Linked DNA regions of Homo sapiens: region 1 is linked to region 2. Evidence: chromatin loops called from intact Hi-C (ENCODE). Cell type or tissue: endothelial cell of umbilical vein. All regions are shown on one strand. Links, peaks and the distances in the headings refer to the core of each region. The heading gives the core; the rest is flanking DNA.

Region 1 (2,926 bases), core at 118-2,617, 260 kb after region 2:
GTGGGGCAGGGGGAAAGAGAGCATCAGGACAAATAACTAATGCATGTGGGGCTTAATACCTAGATGATGGGTAGATAAGTGCAGCAAATCTCCATGGCACACATTTACCTATGTAACAAACATGCACGTTCTGCACATGTATCCCAGAACCTAAAATAAAATAAAAATAAAAAACAAAATATGGTATATATACATCATGGAATACTATACAGCCATAAAAAGCAATGAGGTCATGTCCTTTGAAGGGACATGGATGGAGCTGGAAGCCATTATCCTTAGCAAACTAACACAAAAACAGAAAACCAAACGCTGCATTTTTCACTTATAATTGGGAGCTGAATGATGAGAATACATGGACATGTGGGAGTAAACAACACACACTGGGGCCTGTTGTAGTGGGGAGACAGGAAGGAGAGCATTAGGAAGAATAGCTAATGGATGCTGGACTTAATACCTAGGTGATGGGTTGATAGGTGCAGCAGACCACCATGGGCACACGTTTACCTATGTAACAAACATGCACATCCTGCACATGTACCCTGAAACTTAAAAGTTGAAAAAAAAAAATAAGGCAAGAATGGAGAGACAAGGGAATATAAAATAGGCAAGAAAAATAGAAAGCACTGAATAAGATGATAAATTTAAATGAAAATATATCATCCCTTACGTTAAATCAAATGATTTCAGAAAGGCATTTAAATTTAAAAATGTAAAAATAATAAAATTATATTTTAAAAATATACTTTTCAAGAAAATTCCAGTGACATGGTATTAGAGAAAGATATCACTAAAAAATTTTATTTTAGAACATGGATATGTACCAAGAATATTTATTCTGCTTATATTATCTTTTAAGGTTCAGAAAATGAAATGAATACAAAGAAGTTTTAAATATTTTGTTTCAGTTGTACAGATCTGTATTTTTCTTTTTAGAAAAAAATTAACTTTTTTTTGAGGAGCACTATGTAAAAAAATTTTTTTTTTTTTTTACATCAGGACTCTCAAAGCTGTCCTGATTGGTCAACAAATGACATGGCCACTCTTTTAAATCATCTCACTTAGATGCAGCCAGCTCTGTCAGTAGATGGCAGTCCTGACAATGTGATCTAAGGGAGAGTGAAGCAGGTGGGAACACCAGTTCAAAGCAAGTGGACCAAGCTGAAATTATGGAGAGAACTGTGATTTATTCATGGTCATTTTACCTACTTACTGTAGACTTGTGCAGAGCCCAAATTAAGCTGGTTGATTCATGCAAACATTTTAATAATTAGTTCTAGAAATGTGAAAAATCTTTATAATTCCTTTTATTAGTTGAAATTGTCCTATTTTCCTTGAGACCACGAACTAAAAAGAACATATGGTGACTTAATTTTACAATAAGCTGAGATTAGTAGAAGAATAGTGATAGATGATTTTAAAAATTTATAAACTCATAGACTGAAACCTCAAGATTGTGTTTGTTTGACCTAGTGTTTAAAACCCAAAACTTGATATAGTGGAAAAATGGTTAGTTATTGCTAGAATTAGGATGAAAATTAAATTCTAGGCAGAATCTCAAGTAGCATGTATATTTATGATTTGCAGTTGAATTATCAACTGAATTTAATTAGCTGTGAATATTTTGGGGCCTATATATTAGGCATTTCAAAACTGTTGTTTCTGTATTTTGTTGACAGGTCACAGAAAGGATTATTTCACACTTTAAGAGAAAGTGACTCAGGGTTGTTGGAAGGTGGGTAAGAGTGACTAAGTCTGGGTGAAGTTTCCTCCTGCCTCTTTGCCTTTTCCTATGCTATTATTTTCCCACCTTCCATAGTCCGGGGAGATGACCGATGGATTCCCAGGATACTCCTTTACTTACTACAAGTGATCAAGGAAATTCAAGGACTGAATATGATAAAATATATTTGGGGAGGAAATGTAAAGTATTTTAAAATTGACAGTAAGTATAAGAAGTAATTTCTGAGGGCAAAATGGTGGTTGTCTAACAGGGGTGCCTGGTCCCCGGGCCATGGACTGGTACCAGTTTGCGGACTGTTACGAACTGGGCGGCACAGCAGGAGGCAAGAGGCAGGTGAGTGAGCATTCCCACCTGAGCTCCCCCTCTTGTCAGATCAGCCTTGGCATTCGATTCTCATAGAAGAGTGAACCCTATTATGAACTGCGCAGGCAAGGGATCTAGGTGGTGCATTCCTTATGAGAACCTAATGTCTGATAATCTGAGATGGAACAGTTTCATCCCCAAACCAACCCTGCTGGCCTGTGGAAAAATTGTCTCCCATGAAACCAGTCCCTGGTGCCAAAAAGGTTGGGGACCACTGGTCTGTAATTTGTAATATTGAGAGAAATTGGGGAAAACAAAGATTTTTCAGAATCCAAAGTGTAAACTGATCTAGTGTAAAAGATTTATAGCAAATAACAGACCCAAAAGCCTTAGTTTAAGGCCAGTAAGAAATCAAAATCATAAGAAGAATGAGGCTAGGGTAAACCCAACCCAGGAAAATAGCTCTGAGTAGACGCTAAAAGGAATTTGACTTGAGAGGCAGATATGGAAACACTTCTCTACCATGATCTAAGGATCTGAAATGAGCAACTCAATTTTCCTGGTGAAAATATTCAAACTCCATCGTTTGCAATTCAGTTCCCTTTATGAGATGGCCCAACCTCTGTTTGTTTCCTAGTCACTTCTTTCATAGCCAGTGTGTATCCAATGAGTAGACCTATGGGCCACTCTTGTCTGTGCTTTCCTGCTGCCATGGTGACATGAGTTTTGAATTTCTCTTTACCTAGATTACCTACACCTCCACTTTGAAAATAAACACACTGCTCATATTTGACCAAATGGATCAGTTTGTCCATAAAATTTCCTCTGATTCCCTCAGCTGGAAGTACTCTTTCTTTCTAAATCCTAAATTCATGCTAAGTA
Region 2 (2,926 bases), core at 297-2,796:
CACCATTATTTTTCCTTATGTGCTGAATTGAGTTTAGCTTAAGTGCAGTAAAACTATAGGGTTCACTAGCTCAAGGGTCTTTAGGCATTGGAAAGTCAGGGAGACAACTTCATGGGATTGGCAGGCAATCCCCAGAAAGTACCTGGAGCTGTGGTAATGGTATTTATGATGGATTTGCAAACAGCAGAAACCATCTAAAAGCGAGGAGGGGAAGAATACAATTTTACTGTTTTGTGGGCATTTGTGTAACTCCCCAGGGATTGTCAGAGGTGGCTATGTGAAATATAATTAAGGAGGTAGCTGATAATTGTACAGATAAGCGTGATAAATCAGATAAATTTTGGCTTAAATCATGATGTATGGTCATTCAAATCCACAGACGGGTAAGAGCTCAAGGTTTTTGAATTATGTAAATAATTTATTTTTTCAAATATGTTAATCTAGGACAAAAGTAATTACAATTATGCAATTATAATTAAGTTCTTTAGAAATATGTTATTTTAGTTAGCATACACATTACGATTCACGCATGGGTCTCTTGTAGGGCATAGACCTTTCTATTCCATTCTAGAATAGCTGTGTGTTAAAGAAGATAACTCAGAGGCATGAGTGGATTGTACAGCAGTCAGCTATGCTTGTAGCCTATTTTGCCCATCTCATCTCTAAAGATAAAATACTTCAGTTTTTTTGGGTGGAATTGGTGAAGAGACAGATGTCTCAGGCTTGTGGCAGAATGTCACCTTGGCAATTAATGGGGAAAGCAAAGACCCACGGCTTACTTACTACTAATTAAGAAGTCACAGTACAGACCTAAGGAGAAGAAAGATCTAGCATGGTGGCAGGCTGGAGCAGACAGGGTGGAGGTTGTAGCAACTAGCTGATGGGGCATTTATGGGCTTAGTTGTGTGAACAAATGTGAACTTGAAAGAGTCAGTCCTTCAGAATGGATCCCAAGTGGCTATTTAAAATAGACCAAGGAGCTATGTGCTGACTAAAGTTCACACACATACTCTGAGATGCACAAAAAGCCACACTTTTTTAACTTTGGGACTTTCAGAGCTCACCTGAACCAACCAGTCACAGCTTGGCTCTATCAATCAATCAGAACTCAGCTGTGTCAGCCAATCAGCAATAAGGAAGTTTGAATCCTTTGTTTACATAAAAGGACCTGCTCGGGAAGCTGGGCTGAAGCTTTTGCTATAAAACCCACACTCTTTCTTTGTTCTCTGGAACCACCTTTGTTTTACACCTAAGGCTGTGTCTCACCAGTTAGCAAACTGTTCACTGGAATAAAGTCTCTTTCCTTCAAATTCCTTTTCAGAGAACTTTTGTTCACAGTTGGCAGGAGGGAGAGTGGAGGGGAACTACCTCTAGGGCCTACCAAGAGTTTCAGAGACAGGTCATCCAGACCTTTCCAGCAGAGGGCAGTCACAGCTTGGTTTTTCTCATGCAACCCGTGGCTTCATTCCTTGGGTTTCACTGCCCTGGCAAGGCTAACTCCAGGTTCCAACGCTTAGGGTAGGGCAGTTCACTCTCTTTTTCTTTAATCCATGGATACGGAAAAGGCTTTTACTGAGGTCTCAAATTCCAGAGAAGACCTTGGCGATATTGTAACTACATTTTTTTTTCATACAGGGTACAGAAATGAAGATGTATCTACGTAGATTTTCTTTTTGCTTCCCTGCTCTCAAGTTTGATCAACGATCATGTTGGAACGTGTCTGTTCAGAATTTAATATGATTTAGACAAAGGCTTGAAGTTATGGTTGCTTAATTGAAAGTTTCTTGCAAAAGAGAAAAAATACAGACGTTTGAAGGTGGAAAACTAAGAGATTTAAGAAATATATGAGGAAACTCCTTTTCCCCTCCACCAGCTTGAGGAACTTCAAACACCTAGAAGGCATTTATTATTCAAATAATTATTTTGTTAGTGATTACTGATAATTTATTAAAGTCCATAGTCCAGAAATCTGTTAATTAACTTTATATTTAAAAATTAAAATGGAATGTTATGCCATTCTTACCAACAGCCAGGTTTTAGATAACGATGTGGTATAAATGATTTCAATTAATTACTGTTTCCTTCTCTTATTTAAATTTAGGATTCAATATTTATTTTTGCCAAATTATTAAAAAAATTTTTCCGTTTCATTAGGGAAGTTAGTTTAAGAGACTTAACCTCGCAATAAACTTCCAATTAGACAGTTTATTACAAAGTCTTACGTAGTGCATTCTTAATTTAAATATTATTCATTTCTAGCTGAACTTTCACGAATGATGTAAAGTTATTAATTACTGATACTACAGCTGAGTAAAGTAAGTCTTTGGTTCCAACTGAACCAGGAGAGAAAGGTCATTATATGTCTAAGAACTGGGCCCGCCTTACCTTTGGAGGAAGGGTACGACAGAGCACAGATTTTATGTTCTAAAGATGGCGGCACCAATATGGTTATCAAACTCACATGATTTCCTTACAAGGCGATTGACACACTTCTCAGTGGGGTTTGTTTTCTCCCCTTGAATCTAGGCAGGGCTTGTAACTGCCTTGACTAATGGAGTATCTCAGAAAGGATGCTATACAATTTCTAGTGCTAGTTCATAAATGGGATGTAGTTTCTGCCTGTCTCTACTGGAGGGACGTATAGGAATGGTGTGCCAGGTGCAGGCGACATCAAGGAGTGGTGTTGATGGCTACAAACGCTAACACTTTAAAGGTGTCAGCTTATATTATAGGCAGCGTGTGGGCTTAGAAGATTTTAATATTACTCCTATTCATGTTAGGGGGATAGAAACCCTCTGAAATCTATAGGTTGAATAGTCAAATTGTGAAAAGAGGATTTCTCTCTGGCTCTTTTAAATTAAACTGGGATAATTTTGGTTTTGAAGACTCTTCAATATCCCAAGAGTATAGTAGAGACTAAAAAAGA

The links. Peaks named below come from ENCODE experiments on the same cell type or tissue, not always from the same donor. Only the 100,000 strongest peaks of a DNase experiment are listed, where the experiment ranks them.
Region 1: a loop joins it to region 2, with 7 times the contacts of the local background. A loop is called at or near these places in 2 of 110 quality-filtered maps.

The regions. Positions count from the first base shown.
Region 1 is chr4:89,481,374-89,484,299 of GRCh38, forward strand. All of the region lies in intron 1 of LOC105377328 (a long non-coding RNA gene), which reads right to left. Among named protein-coding and RNA genes, the nearest start is that of GPRIN3, 180 kb to the left of the region's middle. In endothelial cell of umbilical vein, for the core only: a CTCF peak has its summit at 1,083 (motif pointing right); DNase peaks (open chromatin) are centred at 1,088 and 1,778; H3K27ac peaks cover 782 bases.
Region 2 is chr4:89,225,727-89,228,652 of GRCh38, forward strand. No RefSeq gene overlaps it. Among named protein-coding and RNA genes, the nearest start is that of GPRIN3, 81 kb to the right of the region's middle. In endothelial cell of umbilical vein, for the core only: a CTCF peak has its summit at 1,409 (motif pointing right); a DNase peak (open chromatin) is centred at 1,425.